3 separate regions of the Homo sapiens genome follow, and regions 1 and 3 are each linked to region 2. Evidence: chromatin loops called from intact Hi-C (ENCODE). Cell type or tissue: heart right ventricle. All regions are shown on one strand.

What was found. Hi-C counts contacts between places; a loop is a spot of excess contacts. Peaks named below come from ENCODE experiments on the same cell type or tissue, not always from the same donor. Only the 100,000 strongest peaks of a DNase experiment are listed, where the experiment ranks them.
Region 1: a loop joins it to region 2, with 2.6 times the contacts of the local background. A loop is called at or near these places in 16 of 110 quality-filtered maps.
Region 3: it touches region 2 in a loop (2.7-fold over the local background); 7 of 110 quality-filtered maps call a loop at or near these places.

Annotation. Positions count from the first base shown.
Region 1 is chr10:35,375,267-35,383,266 of GRCh38, forward strand. All of the region lies in intron 1 of CCNY (cyclin Y), which reads left to right. Among named protein-coding and RNA genes, the nearest start is that of CCNY, 43 kb to the left of the region's middle. RefSeq lists a silencer at 4,135-4,429. In heart right ventricle, CTCF peaks have their summits at 4,089 (motif pointing right) and 4,338; DNase peaks (open chromatin) are centred at 4,092 and 4,266; H3K4me3 peaks cover 953 bases; H3K27ac peaks cover 6,062 bases.
Region 2 is chr10:35,446,457-35,454,456 of GRCh38, forward strand. All of the region lies in intron 1 of CCNY (cyclin Y), which reads left to right. It overlaps LOC124902410 (a long non-coding RNA gene), which reads right to left and starts at 532. Exons shown (of 2, transcript XR_007062112.1): 1 at 1-532. RefSeq lists an enhancer at 1,573-2,243 and a silencer at 5,003-5,132. In heart right ventricle, no CTCF peak of the experiment used is centred here; DNase peaks (open chromatin) are centred at 1,803, 3,025 and 7,733; H3K4me3 peaks cover 893 bases; H3K27ac peaks cover 8,000 bases.
Region 3 is chr10:35,492,081-35,500,080 of GRCh38, forward strand. The region is part of intron 2 of CCNY (cyclin Y); the gene reads left to right. Among named protein-coding and RNA genes, the nearest start is that of GJD4, 110 kb to the right of the region's middle. RefSeq lists enhancers at 3,512-3,561, 6,561-6,710. In heart right ventricle, no CTCF peak of the experiment used is centred here; a DNase peak (open chromatin) is centred at 3,641; H3K27ac peaks cover 2,133 bases.

The sequences.
Region 1 (8,000 bases), 71 kb before region 2:
CTATTTTCTTGCCTTTTCCTTGCTTCTAGAAGTTGCTCACATTCCTTGGCTTCAGGCCCTTCCTCCATCTTTAAAGCCAGCAGTGGTAGATGGAGTTCTCACATCTTCTCTCTCTGGCTCTCCTGCCTCCCTTTTTAGGATCCTTGTGATTATGTTGGGTCCACCTGGAAAATCTGGGCTCATCTCTCTACCTTGAAGCCAGCAGATTAGCAGCTTTAATTCCATCTGCAGCCTTAATTCCCATTTGCTATATGAGGTAATATATTCACAGGTTATGGGGAAATGTTCTAAGTATTGAGTCATCTTGTTTGAATTTTGTGGGGTACTGAAGTTCAGGAAAACTGTTCTCTCCAGAAGTCACCAGAGGCTTGCTTTCAGTATAGGGAAGTCTTAGTTTTTGCTGCCTCACAGATGTAATAAATATTGCAAACCTCACTCACAGAGGGTCTACCCTTGGGATTCTGGAGCAGCACAAAACCTACAAGGAGTTGAGAGAAATTGTGTCTATAGGTGAAGCAGGTTCTTAGCATCAGGAAGGGAAAGGAGGCGAAGGCGTGATGACCTGACAGGTGTGTGGAAGGAGCTCAGCAGAAGCAAGAGGGAGAGAAGACACACTGAGGTGAGAAGTAAAAAAGGGTGAGAATAGAGTGGTGGGCATTGTGGCTTGAGAGCCCCAGGCACCAGTGGAAGACACCGAAAGGAGGACTGCTCATACCTGGGGTGGGCTGGGTGCAGTAAAGTCATTCCCTGTACCGTGCCTTGGAAGCTCTGAGGGGTCGTGGCTCAGGTATTCTGTCTCTAAGCCTGAGCTCCTGTAGCACATGATGACCTCATACGGAAGGAGACTTTTATCTCAGCATCCCTCAACCTGGCACAGCAGTTATTAAACTTTTTGGTCACAGGACACCATGTATAGTGTTAAAAATTATTGAAACTCTCATACATTGCTGGTATAAAATGGTGCAGCCACTGAGGAAAACAGTTTGATAGTTCATCAAAAAGTTAAACATGAAGTTACCGTATGACGCAGCAGTGCCACTCTTAGGTGTATGCCGAAGATAACTGAAAACATGTTTATACAAAATGTATACACAAATGTACACAGCATTATTGGTGATAGGCAAAAGGTGAAGACAACTCAAATGTCCATCAGTGGATGAATGGATAAACAAAATGTGGTATATCCATACAATGGGATACAGGTTGAGCATTCCTAATCTGAAAATCCAAAATCAGAAATGCTCCAAAATCTAAAACTTTGAGTGCCAACATGATGCTCAAAGGAGACACTCATTGGAGCATTTCAGATTTTGGATTTTTGTATTAGGGATGGCCAGCTGATAAGCATATAATGCATATGTTCCCAAATCCGAAAAAGCCTTTAATCCAGAACATTTCTGGTCCTAAGCATTTCAGATGAGGGATGCTCAGCCTGTATTATTTAGCCGTTAAAAGGAGGGAAGTAATGATACCTGATACAACATGGGTGAACCTTTAAAACATTATGGTAGGTGAAAGAAGCCAGTCATAAAAAGCCACATATATTACGATTTCACGTATATGAAATGTCCAGAACAGGGAAATCTAATAGAGACAGGAAGTAGGTTAGTAGTTGCCAGAGATGGGGGGAGAAGAGGATGGGAGTGACTGCTAAAGGGTTTGGGGTTTCTTTTTAGGGTGATGAAAATGTTTTGGAATTACATAGCAGTGATGATTGTACAACTTTGTGAATGTACTAAAAACCACTGAATTGTACAGTTAGGCACCACATAATGATGTTTTGGTCAAGGATTGACTGCATATGCAATGGTGGTCCCATAAGATTATAATGGAACTGAAAAATTCCTATCGCTGAGTGTTGCCGTAATGTCATAGTATAATTACTTTTTAAAAAAATATATATTTAGTGTAGCCTAAGTGTACAGTGTTTATACAGTTGACAGTAGTGTACAGTAATGTCCTCAGCCTTCACATTGACTCAGCACTCACTTGCTGACTGACCTAGAGCAACTTCCAGTCCTGCAAGCTCCATGCATGATTGGTACCCTATGCAGGTGTACCATTTTTAATCTTTTATACCATATGTTTACTGTACCTTTTCTATATTTAGATACACAAGTACTTAGCATTGTGTTACGATTGCCCATAATATTCAGGGCATTAACATGTTGTACAGATTTGTAGCCTATGAACAACCGGCTGTCCTATATAACCAAGTGTGAAGTAGGCTATGACTATCTAGGTTTGTGTAAGTACACTCTATGACGTTTGCACAGCAACAAAATTACCTAACAATACATTTCTCAGAACATATCCCTGTCATTAAGGAAGCATGACTGTACCTATTTAAGTGGTGAATTTGATGGCATGTGAATTACAACTCAATAATGGAAATTGTAGAGAAGAATTTTTATGTCTGTAGATATCATATTAGAAATTAAAACTTGTAATAAAAATATACTAATTTAAAAAATAACATTATAATGTAACCATTATATGTTAACATACATTTTTATTTTAAAAAATCTTCAAAACAAAAAATTAAGTAAGAAGAGTAGCATTACCTTACATTTCTATTATATCTTTAATGTCTGGTTAGTAGGAGGCAGCAAGAACATCATATGTGCTTCTGTGTCAGTCTTTTGTGCTATGTTGCTTTGTGAAAGTATGTGAAGAAAATTCAGCCTTACACAGATGTGATTGGAAAAGAAAGGAGTATTGTTTTATGGACTTTTAAGATAACATGGATATTCTTTGACACTACCTCAAAATGTGACAAATGGTAATTTATTAAAGGTTAGTTGCACTGTGGAATCTGAAATCATTTATGTTAAAGTTTATTGATCTGTCTTATACTTTAAATGGACCTTTTACCACATGCAAGATTTTGTGTCATCATGCTTTGTCATTTGGGAAAGTATTGGTTCACTAATTTATGCAGATCTTCCAAATATTGACTCATTTCATTATTCTGTCTAAAATCACATTTGCTAATATCATCCCTGACCTCCTCAGAAGTCTTAATTATTGGGAAGCTTTCAAGCTCATGGTGGTAGATACGAGTTTTCCAGAATTCTGACTTCTGTGTGATGAGAGCCTGTGTCTTTTTGGTTGGCTTCAGCGGGTGTGATCTTGACTGTTTTACAATATAAAAGAAAAAAGGATTTTTTGGGAGAATTTGTGAGAATAGAGTGCTGGTGCTAAGTTGTCTATATGGGTGACTTCCTAGAAGAGGTTACCGGAGCCCTCGGTGGTTGCTTTTTTGGCTAGGGTGGGGTGTATGTGTGTTGAGAAAAGTTAGGAGGGTTTTTCTGTTTGAGCACGGAGCTAGAAGGACAGTAGAAGAGCAGAGCTGAGTGTTGGGCGAGGGAGATGAAGCCCGGGACGTGCTGGGGGAGTTAGAATATGTGTGAGTCAGGATGGCTTGCAGAGTGCTGTTCCACATCCTGCCCCGTTCGATCCTTACCATGATCTTACTAGTTAGGCACAGAGGGTGTACTGTTACACTTCTTTAGTAGGTGAGGGAAATGAGACCCAGAAATGGCAGTGGAATTGTCTAGAGTCATCTGGTTAGTTAGGGGTGGAATGGGTACCTGTCCTGAGCCTCTGCTTCCTAACTTATGCTGGTTTGTTTGCAACTGCACTAGGCTTGCTTTATTGGTGAGAAGCTGAGACAGAGGTTTCTCATGGCCAGAGTCAAGGGAGACATTGGTGGAGTTGATGCACCAATGCATTTTTGGATGAAGGTTGAAAGGAGTATGCAGGGTCTTTTACTTTGGGAAATGCTGTTGCCACTGTACAGAGGTGGGATGGACCCACACAAAGTTTGGTTCACGTGTCAGCCTGATGAGACCTCACGATGTACCAAGAGAGTAAGAAAAGGTGAATTATTCACATAGTAAAGCTTTTGGGGGAGAGCAGGCAGGCTCTCGGGTCCAAAAGTGTCTTGAGAGAGCAGGGAAAGGAGACTGGCTTGGCTTTTACATGATTAGGGGTTGGGGCTGGTCGAAGGCTTCCTTCCCTGCCCCCCTGGACCTGGATGGTTTGAACTTCCTGCAAGTGCCAAAGGAGGGGGCCCCAGGCTTTCTTATCAGCTTGCCCAGATGGGGGCAGAAGGGGAAGGTGGGGAGCGGTGGGGCCTGAAAACAGCAGTCAGATGTCAGAAATGGAGCCAGACTCTGTATTACAGGAAATGACATCTTTTCTCAAGGGATCTAGCAAGTAGCAATTTGATTCTAAATTCAAGACTTAGAACCAGCGAGGGAAGTGATTGAGTGAGCTACTGGCAGAACTTGTTGACTTAGCTGAAGTCTGCATGATCACAGCTCTGCATATCCTGGAACTCCACATTTCCTCCTGGTGACGAAGTGATGTGTTTCAGCTGATTTAGAATGTTGGCCTATTGAGAACAAAGCGAAGCTTGTGGGAAAAGAAGATAATGTGGTGCAGGAAGGCCCTGAATGCAGGGATGTTGCTTTCTTTTACTGAGAATTCTCTCGTGCTTGCCTTTGCCTTTATCCACCCCCTACCCCTTCTTTCCTTTTACCCTGAGAGTTGTTGGGAGGAAACTTAGCTGGGCCAACAGATGATGGAGCCGTCTATTGGAGGCTTTGAAATCCCACTTTACCACACAAGGAGGAGAAACATAGCTGTCATCTCCAGGAATTTTAGTACTCATCAGTCCCAGGCTGTCATATGAAGCATTCCACTCAGCGCAGTAAAAAAATGTGAACTAGTCAACAGTTTGTATGGGAGGACTACTTTGTGTTTCGAACGTTTGGACTTGGAACACTGTCCCAGATATTGGTTAGGTTACACTTGGAAGATGTTGTTTTGGAAGCGAGTAGGACTTGAACTCCAACAGATACTGGGTTAAGGAGGCTGCCAGGTACCAGTCTTAGATCCTCGAGGGCTTGGATCTGGAAGTGCTGCTCCCATTTTGGTTTGTATTTTGTAATGAATGCTTGGAGTCAGCTCAGGGTCCAATCATTGAAGCATTTATGTGTGAAACATTGATTATGCAGTGATTACTTGAGGAGGTGACTGGTGGTCACAGCTTATTTCTCTAATGTCTTTCCCTTTCTCTCCCACTCCTGATTTCCACCTGGGAATCCTATCCTTCCAGTGTGGAATGTATCAGAGAGTTTTAAAGCCCAAAGAGACCTTGGAGGTGATTATTTCTCTTACGTGTTGTATTTAAGGAACCTGATAATAACTAACTTCAAACATTTATTTCAGAAAGTTTCAAAACTATACAGAATTAAAGATAATAGTACGATGAGTCTCTATATTTCACCCAGATTTAGTAATTTTAAGATATTGCCCAGGTACAACTATCACATATAGAGCACTTCACATGCTTTACTTTTATCACCTCCCAATAGCCTTTTGGGGTTAGATACAAATATATTTCCTCTCTTGAAGATGAGAAAACTGACAGGCCCAGAGAGATTAAGAACCTTGCCTGGGGTCTCCCAGTCCGCAGCCAGCCGCCTGTGACTTCACCCTCTCTGCTGCACTGCCTGGAGAAGTTTTAAAGTTTGCCTGACATACACGGTCAGCTGAGGTCAGGCTAGAAGTGGAACCAAGAGATCTCACTCCTTCGTTGTTTCTTTTATTGTGATTTTCTGTGGCTTTTCTCTTTCCTTTATTCTTTTGATTCTTTTGCAACTGACTTTCTGGGCTTGAAGCGTCCGAGTACCATTTTAACTCTGATAGGCAGACAGCGGCATCCCAAGGCTGGGGTGGTGGGAGTGGTCTGCTCCAGTGCTGGTGATGAGGGGTGCATTGTCTGTGGAGGATTTAATAACAGTAATAAAAGCATCCAGAAGTCTGCCTGTAAAGTCTAAATGTCTAGAATTTTGCCTGCAGTTCTAAACAATGTCGGTGATATTCTTTCCCCCAAAATCTTTTGTTGGTGTTCTAAATAATTGCTTTATTGAGTTTTAATAATAGATACGTAAGCTTCAAGTGAGTACTTCTTGAGTACTTAGCCTTTAATAGATACTGTAGGCCGAGCGCCATGGCTCATGCCTGTAATCCCAGCACTTTGGGAGGCCGAGGCGGGTGGATCACCTGAGGTCAGGAATTTGAGACCAGCCGGGCCAACATGGTGAAACCCCGTCTCTACTAAAAATACAAAAAATTATCTGGATGTGGTGGCACGTGCCTGTAATCCCAGCTACTGGAGGGGGTGGGCTGGGACAGGAGAATTGCTTGAACCCGGGAGGTGGAGGTTGCGGTGAGCTGAGATTGTGCCATTGCACTCCAGCCTGGGTGACAGAGTGAGACTCCGTCTCAAAAAAAAAAAAAAAAAGAAATACTGTATGCAACATGGAGGTTAAATCTGACACTCCTGGTGTCAGATTAGCCCTAAACACATGGGGATTCAGCTGCTTGCATTCATTTCCAGAGTAACTTCTTAAGACTTTAGAATTGTTCAGAAAGCTTGCTTAGGACAGTCTTGTGTATTTAACTCTGTAGTATTACGTATATCTGTTTTTAAACAGTAGATTTGAAATAAATGATAGTGTTACTGATGACTATAATTGTCACTCTGTTTGATCACTTGGAGTTTTTGTCCAAGAGTCCTTAAAAATTACAACAGTGAAACAGAATGCAAACCATGAGGTGTAATATTTTTGCTTGGTAAGTGCAAAAATAATATCTGTAAAATTAAAACTTATCACATTTAAGACAGTTGTTTTAAAACTAAAGAACAAATCAAGAAAATAATAGTTACTGATTTTTACATAACTATTACTGAAAATAATTTTTTTCATACATGGAGGGTGTGTTAAAAAATATTCCTTCCTGGGTGTCTAATGTGTTAGATATGCCGTTGTAGGCGAAGGCTTTTTCTGTGATTCGTTTTTAAGTGAGGAGATTGAGAATCTTTCATATGTGCAACTGGAACCGTTAGGATAGGAAGAAAGTTACACAGGGCATTACTTGTACTGAAGGATTACTCTGTGTCTGAAATTGCTGGCACTTGGTACAGCTTTGTCTCACTTTGATATTTGTCAAGCTTCAGGCCTGTCTGCAGTGCTGACAGACTGTGTGTGCGACAGAGGCAAGAGCTCCTGCCGGCTCCTTTGCTTGGAGCATGCAAAGGGGGCTTGATGCCTTCTCTTGGGAGGGGGCCGTGGCGCCTTTGCAGTGGTAAGACCTCAGCCAGAACCCTGGCTTCTTGACTCTCATCTCCAGCATCACTTAGAACAGTGCTTCTCCATTGATTTTGCCCCCAGGGCACATTTGGCAAGGTCTGGAGACATTTTAGTTATCACCACTGGATGGGGGCTGCTATTGGCATCTTGTGGGTAAAGACATGACTCCTGCTAACTGTCCTGTGGTACACAGGACAGCCCCTCTACCCCTCCAGTAAAGAATTACCGGGCCCAGTTGTCCAGTAGTGCTGAGCTTGAGACACTGACTTAGGGCAAGTTACTTAAACTTGCATGGCCGGCTTCTTCATTTCCTCAAAATGGGAAAAATAACAGCAGTACTTTTCTCATAAGGTTGTTGTGAAAACTATGGGAGACAGTACATTTAAGAGCTCAGTAATTATAATTGTTGTTATTATTATGATTAACTTAGTGAAAATAAAATCCAAAAGGTAAAAAACAAACAAACAAACTGCTGCTGTGATATACTCATGACCAGTAGAGAGTCAACCATACTACACTCTGTGTACCCTTAGTACTACACAGCTGACCCTGAACACCTTGGGTCTGAGCCACATTAGTCCACTTATATGTGGATTGTTTTCAATTGAACATGGATCGAAAACGCAATATTTCGGGATGCAAAACCTGCGTGACCAAGAACTGCCTTTTTCTGTATCTGTGGGTTCTACAGCTCCGATGGGGAGACTTGAGCATGCACAGATTTTGGTGTTTGTCCAAATACCAGTCACCTGCAGATGACCTAGGGGTGACTGTAAATGGATAACAGTGCTTAGAATAATGACGTTGAATCAATATTCAGCGTATGAAACTTAG
Region 2 (8,000 bases):
TTAACTGACCTCCAGAATGCATTTGTGTGCAAGAAATTGTTCCTTTGTCCTGTCCCTGCTTTTAGTAAAAGTGTGGTAGTGTAGATTTGCCAGGGATAGTGTGAATTTGGACATGAACTCATGGACAGGAATTGTAATAAGCTGTCATATCCAGTTTGTGTTTCATGAGCAGCTTCCCTTTGCCAGGGTCTTTGTGGTTAGTGATGATCTTCTTGTTGCCAACCCTGCCTTGTCACTGGCTCACTGGATCCTGGATGGAGCAGAGACTGACAGTGCTGGGTTGCTCCTCTTGCCCCTTGTGGGATCTGTGGGGCTGATGGCCCTCTGGGTACCATCCCAGGGCTGTTCGTTGTTCTCCAGCGGAAGTGTAATAAGCAATTTGTCTCTTCATTCCTGACAGTTTCAAAATTGCATGTCGAGATAAGTTCTAGATTTAAAAATTAGTGTCTCCTAATTTCTAATGTAATTTTTAGATAAATTGATTATACAGATTTTGGAAAACATATAGTTACCATGTAGGTTAAAGAAAGGTGGTTTAGGTCTGGGCACAGTGGCTCATGCCTGTAATCCCAGTACTTTGGGAGGCTGAGGCGGGTGGATCATGAGGTCAGGAGATCGAGACCATCCTGGCTAATACGGTGAAACCCCGTCTCTACTAAAAGTACAAAAAATTAGCCGGATGTGGTGGCGGGCGCCTGTAGTCTCAGCTACTCAGGAGGCTGAGGCAGGAGAATGGCGTGAACCCGGGAGGCGGAGCTTGCAGTGAGCTGAGATCGTGCCACCGCACTCCAGCCTGTGTGACAGAGCGAGACTCCATCTAAGAAAGCTGGTTTAGTTTGAATTCTAGAAAAACCATAGTTTAACACGTGGCTTTGTAAGCAGGACTTTCAAATGTAATCATGTTTCAAAAAGACAGGAGGCTTTACTAGCGATAACGTGGTAAGCCAGAGAGCAATTTTTATTTATATTTAGGGGCAGATGATGGGGAAACACCACTGTGGTCTTGAGACAGTGGGGTGATTATGACCATCATCATCATTATCTCTGTCATTTCTCACACTTCTTGATTTTACCTGCACGTTTCCATTTCTTAAGAAAAACTTGCTAAACCCTAAAATAATATAAATACAATCTTAATTTCTAAGATTTCAAGAGGTTTGAGGTGTTGTTTAGTAGCAGTGTCATTGCAGTAGCTTGAAATATTTATAAGTAATAACCCAAGGGTAGCATTTCTGCCATGAAATGCCAGAAATAATGGGCATGTCTGACACTTTGGGGAGTTTCTTGGCTTCCTGTGATTTCTGTTCTCTGGCTTGCTGAGTCTGTTTGGCACAGGTCGGATGTTTGTGCTTGGTCTGGAATTTGAAACACGTGGCTGTAAACCACAGATAGTTTGATAAAGGCATAACAGGCAGGAAAACAAAAGATATGCTTTTAACCAAAAAATGTAGGCCTGCCCCTGGCATTTCCCGTGATGAAGGTGTTTGAGGCTGTGCTTTGCCGTTCATGGTGTAGCTCCTCATTCGTTTTCAGCTATCAGAAAGGCCACTTGTTCTGGTGCTCCTTGGCTCAGCTGGCACCAGGTCACTGTCTCATCCTCCAGCCAGTGAAGGAGACCGCCTTCACTGTGGGAACCAGCGGCTCGCATTTTAATTGTGATCTGGTGACTTCTGTACAGCAGCAGATTGATGACAGCTTTGGAGGGGAACAGGTGGCTCAGTGTGATTGAATCGTTCTTTAACTCATTCAACAAGTAATGGCCAAGTACCTGCTCTCTGTTGGACACCATCTGGGGCCCCAGGGCAGTCACGAACAAAGCAGACCGGAGAGAAAACAAAGCAGGAAGTTAAGGGTGGGGACATGGGTAGGGCCGGTGTAGCAGAAATTCTGGAGCCAGGCTGCCTGAGTTGGAATGCGAATTCCCATTACTTGCCGTGTGACTTTGGCAAGCCCTTTAATTTCTCTATGTCTCTTTCCTCATAGGTAACATGAGGGTAATATTATTATTATATGAGTTGTACTAAATAAATTGGCATGTGTAAAATTCTTAAAATGGTGCCTGCCATGTAACTACTATGTGTTAGGTATTAGGACAGTGCTTATATAAAGGGATGTTATGGTGTTACTGTTAGGTAAGGTGACATCCTTCAGATACCTGAAGGATATGAGAGCTGAACCATGTGACTCCTTGGGGAAGGAGCCTTCCCAGCAGAGTGGGCATGCGCCTGGTGGGTTTGAGGGGCAGAGGGAGTGTGGGGGATGGAGGGGAGTGGTCAGAGAGGCAGCAGGGGCAGGGCATGTCCAGTCCTGTAGCCACTGTGAGTACTTTGCACTCTAGAATGGGGGCCAATGTGGAGTTTGAGCAGACGTGCTCCTAATGCAGTTTTGGCAGGATTCCTGTGGCAACTATGGAGAGAATGGACAATGGAGTATCCCCAGGGGGTGCAGTGTGGGTTAGACCCTGAGGCATGTCAAGGGGCAAGGTCAGGGGATTTGCTGGTTGGCTGCATTGGGTGGGAATAGCGAGGGTGGAGGATGAGTGCAGGCCTTGAAGGGTGGAGTTGCTCCTTAGTGACTGATGTAGACTGGAAGGAACAGGTCTTGAGCCTGTTGATTTTGATTTACATGTTAGTCAACAGGGGAGCTGAACGGGCAGCATGGGAGTTCAGTGGAGTCAGTGCTGGAGATAATAGCATGGGAACCATTGGCATACTGAGGGTATTCATTACAGTCTTGTGGCTGAGGTCACCACGCAGCGAGGAGGGAAGGGACAAGGAAGCAGCAGAGGTGTGTGTGAGAAGGAGCTGAGGAGGGGCAGAGATAGGGGCAGGGAGGGGGGTGAAGAGAGAGAGATGGTCCCGGCAGTCAGCGAGGGAGACATTTTGAGGAGAAAGTGGGCATCTCTAGTAAGATAAGGACTGAGATGTGGCCATTGAATTAGCAGTGGCCTTGGTAAGAGCTGGAGAGTTGGGGGTGGGAGCAATGGCCCTACTGGGCAGGGTTCCAGAGAGAACAGGGAGGAGGAACTGGAGCACGCAGGAGCCTGGCTGAACAGGAAGCAAAGAAATAGAGGGAAGGCTGCAGAGGGGGAGGCTGGTTGAGAGCTGTAGTTCGGTTTTTGGAATGAGAGTAATTACTACGCGTGCCTGTGCTGATGGGAAATGCATGATGCAGGAGAGAGAGGGTGGGAGGGGCAGGGATCCATTGCCGAGTAGGGGGGCCGGCCCCAGGGAGGTACCTTTTTAGGGACCACAGGTCAGAGAGGTGCAGGGAGCAGAGATGGCAGGGTGAGCACAATGGAGGCAAGAAGGCTGCAGTGCTTCTCCTGGCCTCTGTCTTCTCAGCTGAACGGACAGTAAGTTGAGAGTGCCAGGGAGTGTTGGAGGTTGGGGGAGAGACAAAAAGGGCCTTTCCAATGATGCTATCTCGCACCACTCAGGGCCTACCTGAGTAGGGTGTCAAGAGTTTACGGTGGGACCAGTCAGCAGGATTCTGCATCTCCTCCAGCTGTGTACAGCTGCTTGGGGCAGAGGAGATGGGGAGTTAGATTTAATCAGCTCTGGGATTTGCCAGAAAGCGCTTTGGAGGGCAGAGGAACGTGGTGGCACGTGAGAGCACCAGGGAGCCAATATGACTACAAGGCTGTGGCTCTGAGTCGGGTAGAGAAGAAAGCAAGGATGTAGCAGGGGGAGGGGTGGCAGAGAGGTGGTGGAATCGGGCTTTGTGGTCTTGGTGGGTGGAAGAATTTACAGGGTTGGGATGTCAGGGAGTGAGTTGGGAAGGTAGGAGATGAGGCTCAGAAAAGGGCTGCTCAACTTTGAGAGCAGGGAGTCCTTTTGGTGACTTACAGGGAGAGGGTGGAGGTTAAGATTAAAACACCAGGCCTTGCAGGGCAGTGGCATCCTGGGTTTTAGCAGTGTGTGGAGGATGTAGGACATTGTGCTGGGGATGTGTGCTCCCTGGGATGGTTTTGGAAGTTGGGAGATGGCATTAGAGGCTCTTTGGAGTTTTCTGGGCTGAGAGCTTGATTGCTAAGGGACAGCCTGGGAGTTGTCAGCTTCTTGAGCTGACAGCCAAGTGGGGATAAAGCGTTTCTTCTGATGGAAAGGTTGTGGTTCTGAGGCTGCTGGCACATTGGGAAGGGCATCTTGCGGGTTCCCATCATTGTGGAGCTACATCTTTATTTCTGAATGTTGGACATGGGGCACTTGGGGAGGCCAGTATTACCAGGAGATTTTTCTTTTTTTTTTTTCTTTCTCTTTTACCTTTTGTGTATCAGTATTTCTTAATAAGAAATGCCTATTTATTTAAATTCGGTGGGAGATATTTTTGACATAATTTTTTCACTTTCTCTCTGTCCTCTGTTTTGGAGAATGACAGTGATGGAGCAGTGGGCTGGGAGCCTTCCTGTCACCAGCACCTGTGACTTTGGAGCAGCTACTTCCTCTGGGACTGTTTAAAAGAAGGGGTGTGGGGCTCAGCTTTAAGGTCCTTTGGTTTTAGAATTAAACTCTATTTTGTTGGTTTATGAAGCATGTTTTTTGTGCCCATGATCTCAAATTTCTTTGGTTTTTAAAACTTTATCTATTTATTGTACCTTTAAAACAAATACATTTTATACCTAATGCAAATTAGTATTTTTTGAAGAGTGTTAGGCAGAATAAATGTGTATTTCCCATCAGAGAAGGAACTACTGATAAGTACTTCAAGAAGACCCAGAATTAGCATGTGTGTTTATATAAATTGTGAAATCATCTTCTCCCACTTCTTCCCCCTTTTTTACAAAAACAAGTTAAGAGTCAGAGAAGGAAAGAAGAAATGGGATTTGCACCGTCATGGACTGATACTGCCTGGGTGTAGTTGTTTTGCTTGGTGAGCAGAACTTGCTGTATTATCTGTAGCTTTCTTCATGTATACTTGGGCACTTGTAAATGTTACCAAGTGCCTCTGACCAGAATGGGTGGGTCATTTTCCATGTCGTCTTAAAATGACTGGAAAGTTGGTGATGAACAGAAGGCTTATTTTGATATCTGAGTATGGCCTGAAGGCTATGCTGAGTGAGTGAAACCCAGAGCACTTCTGAGCAGGTTTTGGTTGGTTTGGTTCCTCTTTTGTTGGTGCTTTTGTGAGGGCCAATTCTGTATGGCACTAGACAGAGCTGGTTAGGCTCAACAATACAGTGTTACCAGGCGGGTTGAGAATGGACACCCACAAGCCCAGGAGCCTCCTGAGGCCAGTCCCCCATAGTGCCTGGGCCACACGGGGCTGGGCCTGTTAACCAGGGCAGGCTCGGGGTTCATGTCTTTTACCCTCTACAACAGTGCAGCCCAGCAGGTCATTACCACCTCACCTCCACGCATGGCAGGGGCAGGGGGAGCGGTCAGGGCATGCCTGTCCTGCTGCTGTCACCCAGGCGAGCCACACATTCCACACTGGCTTGAATGGCAGTGACTTTGGGCCTGGCAGTGTCCTCTGCCAGTCTCCTTCACTCACAATTTCATTTCAACTTTGTGTTATAGTGAAGTATTTAATATGACACTTTTTTTTTATTCTTTAATAGTTCAAATAGTAATGTATGCCAAGGTCAGACTAATATTTTGTTTACTAGCTTAGTAATTTTCTTCTTGTTCCTACCTGAATTAATTTATATGGGAGCAAGTGCTGCCTTTTTTGCTGTTGAGTACCAGAGAACATACAGTAAATAATGATTTTTACATATTGAAGTTGCAGTTGTTGACTGTGATGTTGAAGATGTCTTCAGACAGTAGTTTATACTGCATTCCACACTTGAGGCTCAAGTGATTGGAGTGATTTCTGCAATTACTAGTTTGTTCTATAACTAAGACTGTTTGTTGGTCTCTGCATATACTTTCAGGTCATTAAATGCTACAGAAATGAGAAATGAAATACAAACTTTTTAACTCCTACTCAGATGTCCAAACAGCTTCTTAGTTCCTGTCAGATCAGTAATAATACTGGGTTTGGTCTTTCTTAAACCAAGCATAATCCTGCTTATCTTAGAATGAAACAGTATTCCTATTCAGAGGTAAATAGAGTTAACCTTTACTCGTGTAATTTTTATTGTTTGTTTTACCATTTCATGGTGTTCATACTAGCCCCTTTTCCTTTCCCTCTAAGTGACTGCTGAGGTTCTCACCATTTCAGAATAAAATTCTTGTCCTTTGAGGTTGGAAATTTAATGATAATTGAAAAACTGTATGTGTCAGTATACTTAAAAGGAAAGGTTATATCATTCTCTTCATTTTGGATGTAAAATTTACCTGTTAGAGAAAATTTGGAAATTATAGAAAAGTAAAAAAAAAAAAAAAAAAAAATGGAAAAAAGCTATTGTGCTTGTCTCCTACAAAGAGAACTACTGTGGACCTTTTATGTCTCATTTCTTCTGTTTTTTAAAAGCTGGGTTTGTCTAAAACCACTGTCACCAAAACAATAAAACCCATACCCTCCAAATTTGTATGACATATAATTGTGGTGACATTGTCTAGAACATTTTAAAAAAAATATTATTTATTTTTAGAGATGGATCTTGCTGTGTTGCCCAGGCTGGACTGCAGTGGCACAATCATCGTTCACTGTAACTTGGAACTCTTGGGCTCAAGCATTCCTCTTGTCTCAGCCACAGCGTCCAACTAATTTTTTCATAGAGATAGGGTCTTGCTTTGTTGCCTAGGCTGATCTCAAACTTCTGGGCTTAAGGAGTCTTCCCACCTTGGTCTCCCAAAGTGCTGGGATTACAGATGTGAGCCATTGTGGCTAGTCCTGTATATAAAATTTATATATTTTTCACTTAGCATGATAAACAGAAGTATTTCTCCAATTACAAATGTATTGAACTGTTTATAAAAACTATTGATTATTATTTTTGATCACTACATAATTTTTCATGTGGGAAATTTTCCGCTTATTCAGTCCTTTATTACTAGACATATAGGTTGTTGTTTTCTTTTTCCTTTATAATCAATATGGTAATGAACATCTTTGTGTCTAAAGCCTCCTCTGAACATCAGATCATCTCAGCAAGGTAGAATCCTAGCAGGCATTCTAATGACTCAAAAGTTTTGGGTGCAGTCTACAAAATTACTGTATGACAAGGTATTAATACATGATACTAATATTTGAGTTAGCAAAAGCTGCTTATTGGATATCTAAGTTGGGCAGCATTTGGTAGGCTTATTTTTTACTCCTTTAAATTACTTCTTTCAAGTGATTAGAAACTTTTAAGAATCTTAATCAGTAGGTGAAAGAAAATCTGGCTTTTTTAAGGCTCTTTGTATATTGAAATAGCTGGGCAATATTTCTAGTAACCATATTGATGTTTTACTGCTATATACATGATTTGCCAATTTTTAAACTAAGACCTATAGTAAAAAAAAAATTTATATTTGAATCCAGTTGGTTTCTTATTGGTAAACACACATGAAACAATATTTGTCTTTATGCATTTCATAATGTTATATTCTGAACTTTCTGTTTCATTCCATTTTTTAAAAAAGATGAGTCATGATCCTCTAAATGGATTTCATAATCTCCTGGAGGTTCCAACTCATAGTTTGAAAAACACTATACTGTACTGTGACAGGCGGCGAATCCAGAGGAACACATGGCTTATTTCCCTGACTGCTTTTACTTTTCCTGTGTGTGGGTGGGAATCTTGTACTCGTTCATCCTGGCAGTACCTGAGTGAGAAATAAGGAAGCTAAGTACCCTGCCCAACGGCACGCAACTACCAGTGGTCAAGCTCGGACACAGTCACTTCTGGGTGGCCCCCAGGTCCAGGGTTTCACAGTCCAGCAGCATAGAAGCCGTTTCAGCTTCTGTTGTCCTGGAAGACGCAAAGGCATCCAGAAGAGAGGCACATGATCTGCAGGAAAGACTCCGCCGTAGCGGTTCAGCGCAGGTTTACCAAAGGTTGTTCACCTGGAATGGACTGTGAACCCCCCACCAGGAACTGTGGCACAGGCAGAAGTCAACCAGGGTGA
Region 3 (8,000 bases), 46 kb after region 2:
AGCCCCTTCCCAGTCTCCTGCCTCCATCATGTCCTCTCTCAAACCTTTCTTCCACCTGTCTGCAAGTGGAGCTTCTCTTAGGCCCCTCCCTGCCTGACCGTCTGTCTCCTCACCACTGGAACAGTGAGACACCAGCACACACACAGAGCCCTTTTCACCCTTCTTGTGGGTCCCCTCCCCTCCAGGCCTGAGAGGCCATCATCTGTGGCATGCTCTGCCCGCAGCACCTGCCCTCTGTCCATGCTGGCCCAATGGCTGCCTCATAGGTGATGCTTCCCTGTTTCTCTTCATTCCATTGATTGTGATAGACACCTTTCCTTGGCTGGAACACCTCTGAAATCAGCACAGTCAGTGACTTGCCAAAATTTAATTGGCAGCATTTTTTTTTTCTTTCTTAGTGACACATAGAGTAATGGTTTATCAGAAAATCAGTGGCATTACGTTCAGTGCAGTTTGCATATTCCTCTGTGTGGAGGTGATTATTTTTGTGGTATAGAAATAAATAGCTTTCTGTTTATCTGCTGGATTGCATCTTGCTCATGGATAGGAACTGTGCCTTTCACATTCCGCAGTCTCTGCAGTGGCTAGCACATAGAAGAAACTCACAAGCATAGGGGAATGAAGGAATGAAGGCAGGGCATCATGACCCACCCTGGGCAGACTTGCCGTGGCACGGTGGCAGTCTTCCCTGAGTAGTGGCTTTCTGTTTTGTGTTGCAGCTTTACCTTCTCCTACCTTCCCTAGCTTTGTTAGAAAACGACACATCCATTATTTAGGGACAGGAGGATGTAGGTTTTTTTAGGCTCAGGTGGTGTATTTGGGCTTTCCTATTCCGGGTCAGAACTCAGCATGACCGTGCCACCCTCAGGCCAGCTCTCCCCTCTCCCCTCTGCAGTCTTCTCTTGAGGTGCATGGGGGGGGGAGGGCAGGTATCAGGTTTCTTGGCCAGGCCTCGCCCTGTAAGTCAGAGGCGCTCTTTGGGTGCCGTGGCTCACTTTTCTTGGGTGCATCACCTGACTCCAGTATTTCATCCCTTGGGCTTTCCAGTGTGGAGAAAGCTGCTGATATAGTACAAACTCAGATGAAATCATTTAGACCCAGAATGTCAGTTTTCTCCGTACCTTTTATCATATCCTCTCTCCTGACCTGCGCTGTTCCCAGTCAGAACATTGCTCAGTGAGCACAGATCCAGAATAGAGGTTAGCAGGGATAATTCCCCCAGGCTGGGGGGAGTTTGATGCCCCGTCTACCACAGCCTTGTCCTACTGTTAGACAGCACCTGTGGCCTGCTGGTAGCCATAAACTTACTTTTCAATTCTCTTTTTAAAAACTCTGAGCACCTGCATTTCCCCTTCAGTTGGCACAGACTGATAACCTTGTAAATACTTTTCATAGCTTACCATGTTTATAGCTTACCTTACGTGGCTTATGTTTTTGGCTGGCTGCCCCGTGACATCTAGGGAGGCAGCTGAATTTCAGGATAATCTGATGCAGTCACCATGTAAGAATAGTTAATGCCTTGGAATGATTGCCTGAAGATAGCGATCCTCTGGAATCAGACTGCCTGAACTGGAGGCTTAGATCCAACACTCTCCACATAATCTTGGTGCATATGATCCATTTCCACATGATTTCCCTCAATCTCAATTTTATCACTGTAAAATGGAGTTAGTACCTCTTTGTGAGATTGTCAGGAGGACTAAATGCATAATCCATCAAAGCACCGAGCCCTGTACGTAAGACAACACAAGTTCTCAGTAAATATAATCCTTACCCTAGAGTGTAGGTTCTCATTTGCTCAGCTGGATTGAGTTTCTTCCCTGACTTGGGTCTGTGCCATCTTCTAGCTTGTCTGTGCTGACAGCTCCTCTGTGCTGACTGTGACACCTTGCACCAGAACACTGGGCCTGACCAGGAGGAGAAGGGATGGATACCAGGACAAGAGTAGAGGGTGGCTTCTGTGCACTGCTGTGCCCAGTCCCATCTTTTTCTGTGTTTTCCTTGATAAAGATAGATCGTGGACCCCCACATCTTAGAGTTGCTTCCAGGTTAGGCACAGTGGCTCACTCCTGTAATCCCAGCATTTTGGGAGGCTGAGTGGGGAGGATTGCTTGAGCCCAGGAGTTCAAGACCAGCCTGGACAGCATAGTGAGACCCCCCCCCCCATTTCTACAAAAAAATAAAGATTTTTTTTTTTTAAAGAAAGAGTTGCTTCAACACACCTTGGAAGCAAACCAGAAAGAGGCCAGGTCTGAAATTATATCAGCCAGCATTTGATAGCAGCTCATTATATTAGAATACACAGCACTTTAAGTCTCACTTAAAAAATAAAATGATAACGTCACCTCCACCATGTGTCAGGATAGATTTCTGATGGATTGACTAGTGGTAGAGTAAATGTAACAAATACAATCATAATCATCTAGAAATAGTATACGTGAATATTTAGTGTCAGAATGGGGAAGGGGCATGTAAGTTTGTAGAAGCAATGAAGGAAGTTGCCTAAAAATGAAAACTCATGTCCAAATGCATCTAACAATGAAATCATCAGTGATGGAAATATCACAATCTATAGGAAAAAGGATTAATGCCTTTATGTATTAAAGAATTATTATACAATCAGTCAAAATGCTAACACACCAATAGAAAAATGGGCATATTTCTGTTGGCATGTTCATATATGAGCACATGTATACTTGCACATACTTATATACAAATACATTCATATGCAAAAGTACACATCATGCTTGCTTTGTATATATGCGCACAAAAGAGACTCAAAGGATACACATCAGAATATTAATAGTGATTGTCTCTGGATTGTTGGATTAAACAGGTTGGGCCTCTCAAATTCAAAAATTTGAAATCTGAAATGCTCCAAGATGGATCTGCAACTTACTGAGCACCAACCTGATGTTCAAAGGAAATACTCATTGGAGCATTTTGGATTTCACATTTTTGGATTTGGGATGCTCAAATAATGCAGAATTTCAAAATCTGATAAAAAATATCCTAAATCCACAATACTTCTGGACCCACGCATTTCAGATAAGGGGTGATAAGGATACTCTGTGTGTGTGTATGTTTTATGTATCTCTGTGTTTTCCAAGCAAGCTTTTAATTTTTATTTGCAGTTGCATTTTCTTCTTTATATGGCTCTGTATTTTCCAAATTTTCTGCAATAAGCATGCATTTCTTTTCTGATTAGCAGAAAGTTTTAAATGGATGCCACTTAGCTGAAGTTTCTGTGCTTCTGAAGAAATCCTTTGGCCTTAGATATTCTCTGTGAGAAACAGAAAACCTCTCAAGTGTGTTGGCAGCTTAGGTGGATATTTGTTCTTTGAATAGTTTTCTCCTTATGTTCTTCCTTCGTCTACTTCCTATTCTCTTCCCTGGAATTTTCTCCTCTCCATGACTGGCTGTGCCCTCAACATCTTAGAAATGTTTCTATGTCTTTTCATTTTTGTTTCATTGGCTTTGCTTATTTAGATTTCACTTTGAATGCACAGAATGTCACGTTCCTCTGTGCCCAGATTTCGAAATAAGAGCAGGTCCTGGACAGTTCAGAGCAGGCCAGAGGTCTAATTGGAAGCTCCCTTCCTGCAGCACAGGAGGTGTGCCTTGGGGGGAAATGGCCACACCAGGATGCTTTGTTCTGGGCTCCAAAGTGTGGGTGATGTTCCTGCTACAGTGCACTTTGTGTCCTGGCCGTTTGTGTTCATGACGACTTCCCTGTCAGGGCAGGAGCTCAGCAGGGCAGGAGCCTCCATGTGCATTCTGAACAGGGGCTCAACAGTTGTTTTGAATTGAGTGAGTGAGTGAGTGAGTGAGTGAATTCACTGAATTATTGAAAACTGTAGGAACTGTGTGGTCATCTCAAATTTACTATAAGAAAAGTTAATAGTAAACTTTTAATTTTATTGTTCAAGGCCTGATCTGTGCTACCCACAGGAAAAAGGAAAGGGAAATGAAACCTTTTCTTTTCAACCAGATCTTTGTGATCTGCATTGGAGCTATCTCAGCAATCAGCTTCGTATATCCAAACAAAATTCTGTCATTCTTTAGTTGAAGCCTGCCTCTTGTGTGGCCTGCCAGTCCTTCACATCCAGAGTAGTTAATCAGTTAAGTAAATTTTCTTTGTAGAATAGCACAGCTCTATTCATACCTGGTTCTAATTGTCATTCTGTTTTTAAATGGGACTCGTTTTATGCAGATGCCAAGGATGCCTGTGCACACCAGTGATGTTCTTGTTGGAGGGCGGATGTATAGAGGAAGGGGTCCTACACGCGGTCTCCTCTCTTCTTCTTCTGGGCCTTCCCTTCCTTGGCCTGCTTGGGCTCTTCCCTAGTTTGCCAAAGAAAGAGTATCTTAGGTATCTTAGGACCTTTTTAGTACCAGCATCCTATGGCTTGGTGGTGGCTAACACTTGCCATTGGAAGGTCGGTCTATTTTAGAAATGGAAGAGGAGAGTCAGGTGCGGTGGCTCATACCTGTAATCCCAAAACTTTGGGGGGTGCTGAGACAGGAGGATTGCTTGAGCTCAGGAGTTCAATACCAGCCTGGGCGACATAGTGAGATCTCATCTCTAAAAAAGAAAAAAATTGGAAATGGAAGAGGAGAAACCAAGGTAATCTTTTAAATGCCTACCTATGACAGGAATCAGCTGAAATGGTGTTTAGATTGTTAACAAATCCTCATTAATAATCACACACTAGGTTGAAAGTTGTATTTTAAAGAGTCACTTGTGTGACATTGTGGCAAGAGAGTGTCCCATAGCAACTTAAGTGTAATTTTGTTTGTCCCTCAGATTGCAAACACTGCCTTTTACTCTCTTCACTCCCCATTTTATCAGGAGAAGACTTTTAATGCCAACTGTATTGTTTTTGCTGATTTTAGATGGCTTATTTTTAAAGCCTCTGGTCCATTTTCTGTTTACATCTTTATGGACTGTCACTGTAGCCAATTAAAAATCCTCTTAACTATCATAGATTGTGTCAAAGGAGATTGCTGTTATTCCTCTCCCAGGAAAGAAAAAATTTATGATCCATATCAATTTATTGCCTGTTTTCTCTAAAGAAGCAAAACATAATTATTAGTTAATTCAGTTAGACATTAACTCAGAAAACTCCAGAGATTTTGATTGATTGTTATAGTAACCAAAAATATTGAAGTGTTAAAGATGACTAAAACCACCTATTAGAAATGAGTTGGCATATTGCTTATACCATTACATAAAATAGCTAAAGCATTTTGAATTTCAGAGCTGTACCCACATCAGCCTCAGTGGTTTCAAATTTATTTTAAAGACAGATTTAGATTTGGGCAATTCTGTCAGTCTTTTCAGGTGATACACCACTGTAAAATATTCTGCTTATCACTGGGTGTGGTGGTTCACGCCTGTAATCCCAGCGCTTTGGGAGGCCGAGGCAGGTGGATCACTTGAGGTGAGGAGTTCGAGACCAGCCTGGCCAACATGGCAAAACCCTGTCTCTACTAAAAAATACAAAAAATTAGCTGGATGTGGTGGTGCACCCCTGTACTCTCAGCTACTTAGGCAGGAGAGGCAGGAGAATTGCTTGAACCTGGGAGGTGGAGTGAGTCAGCTCACTTCCCTCCAGCCTGGATTACAGAGCGAGACTCCGTCTCAAAAAAAAAAAAAAAAAAAAAAATTCTACTTATCTTATTCCCCCTATGGTAATGTCTTGGTTGTGCTCCTGCTAGCTTAGGGGAAAAGGAGTAATTAATTTTAAGGGCACTGAGGGTATCTCAGACAGCTCATGAATTGGTGGAACTGGGTACTAAAAGCTGTTAGGACTAAGGCAGCACCTGCCTTCTGCCCATCTCCCTCTGCCGTGTTTCTCTGCATGGCAGAGGGACACCACTGCTTTATGGGGGTCCAGGAATCATAAGACACAAAATACAGTCACACTCATGACTGTAACTTATTACAGTGCAAGCACATGAGGCAAACTCAGTACAGGGAAGAGGTGCACAGGGCGAGTCCTCTCCCATGGAGCCACACAGGTTGCACTTTATCCCCCCATTCACAAATGAGTTGTGAAAACACCTGTGGAATGTTGTCAGCCAGGGAAACTCCTGGGTAGAGACCCAGCACCCAGGATTTTTATGGAGGACCACTCATGTAAGAAGGCTCTGCCTGTTAAGTACCAAAGTTCCAGACTCCCAGAAGGAAATAAACCATACTGTGTGCGGCATAGAGCATATTGTTTGTGCAGACAGCTTAGGCACAGTGAGCCACTCCTACCAGTTAGGAAATGATGGGAAGGAACCCTCCTAAATCCAAGTTCCCAGATACCAGCCAAGGGCCAGCCTTGCAACAGGCCCTTTAAGGATGGCTGTCAGATCTGCTGCTTCACTCTTTCCTGCACAGCGGAGTCCCACCCCAGTCTGAAGTTTACACATCATACCCTCAGTTAAGGTTGAGCAGAGCCCTTTGAGTATGTCCCAACTCCAGATTCCCAGGAGAAGGAGTTAGCCCAGAGAGGGTAAAGTTACCCCCCAATCCAGGCAGGATGGTCAGAGTAATGGGTCACATGGTCTAACGTGGATATCAGGCATTCTTCCCATCTGGGTAGGGACAGGTTGTTGGTTTGGGGGCGCGGAAGACGCTCCAGAAGCAAGTCGGCCATAGAGATGCATGTGTGGAAAATCTTCTCAGAAACTGTGCAGACTTCATCTGCCAAAGACCCTCTTATGTTAGGAGGAGCATTACAAAACCATACAGGAAAGTGGCACCTGATTCAGGCCCCAGGAGCCCCAGGTTGCTCTGAGGAAATAGGGTAGTGTGTAGGTGTTCATTTGCATAGAAGCAGTGAATGCCTGAGAGATTCTGTAATAGATTCAGATAGCTTATCCTCAGGTGTTCTGTAATAGTCTTAGTGAACTTTCGTTTTTCTTCACCATTCTGATTGCAGCCAGTTGGAGTTCATGAAAATAGCCTGATTCCTCCCTGAGATTGATCCTTGTAGGTGGTGGACAAAAATGGCATATGTGTTTATAATATTCTTCTGTGTCTGCTGTAGTTTTTTTTTTGTTTGTTTGAAAGCTTTTGTATTAGTATGTTTTCACACTGCTGATAAAGATATACCCCAGACTGGGCAGTTTACAAAAGAGGTTTAAGGGACTTACAGTTCCACGTAGCTGGGGAGGCGTCACAGTCATGGTGGAAGGTATCTCAGGCACGTCTCACATCGCGGCAGAGAAGAGAAGAGGGCTTGTGCAGAGAAACTCCTGTTTTTACAATCATCAGATCTCATGAGACTTATCACTATCATGAGAACAGCATGGGAAAGACCTGCCCCCATGATTCAATTACCTTCCACCAGGTCCCTCCCACAACATGTGGGAATTCAAGATGAGATTTGGGTGGGGACACAGCCAAACCATATCAGCTTTCTTGGTCGGACTTATAGTCAGAACTATTGAAGGTTATGCATCTCAGCCATTACTTCTACACGTGAATAATTCCTAATCTTCTCAATAGTACCCATATAGGAAGTGCTGGTATTTTTTGAGGCATGGATATCTTTCATTTGCTGAAGGCAGGGGCTGATGTAGGGTGTTGAGGTGACCTTAGTATGGGTGGTGGTTCCCACAGTTGGGAGACTTGTGTCTCTTTTGCACAAACCTATCACTGGGTTGCTCTGAGAAGGGTTAAGTGTCATCTCAGAATGTAGTGGGAACCCTGTCAGTTCTGTGGCCCATGTAGAAAGGGTTTCCGGGTCCCTTCAGTCAGTGGGAAATCACCATAGAATTATCATCATATCCCCATCCTTGGCTACATGTATAATAGTTTAGTATGAATTAATTTAATTCACACATGTGCATGCACACGCTCTATATATGTATGTATGTATGCCAGGAAGTTAAAACCCAGAGCTTCCAGCCAGACCATCCTGTTTGTTTTGCTATGGTTTTCATGTGGATTCTTCCTTGGAGTCAGGTAAAATGTAATCCCTCTGCCTCCATGCTGTGCATAG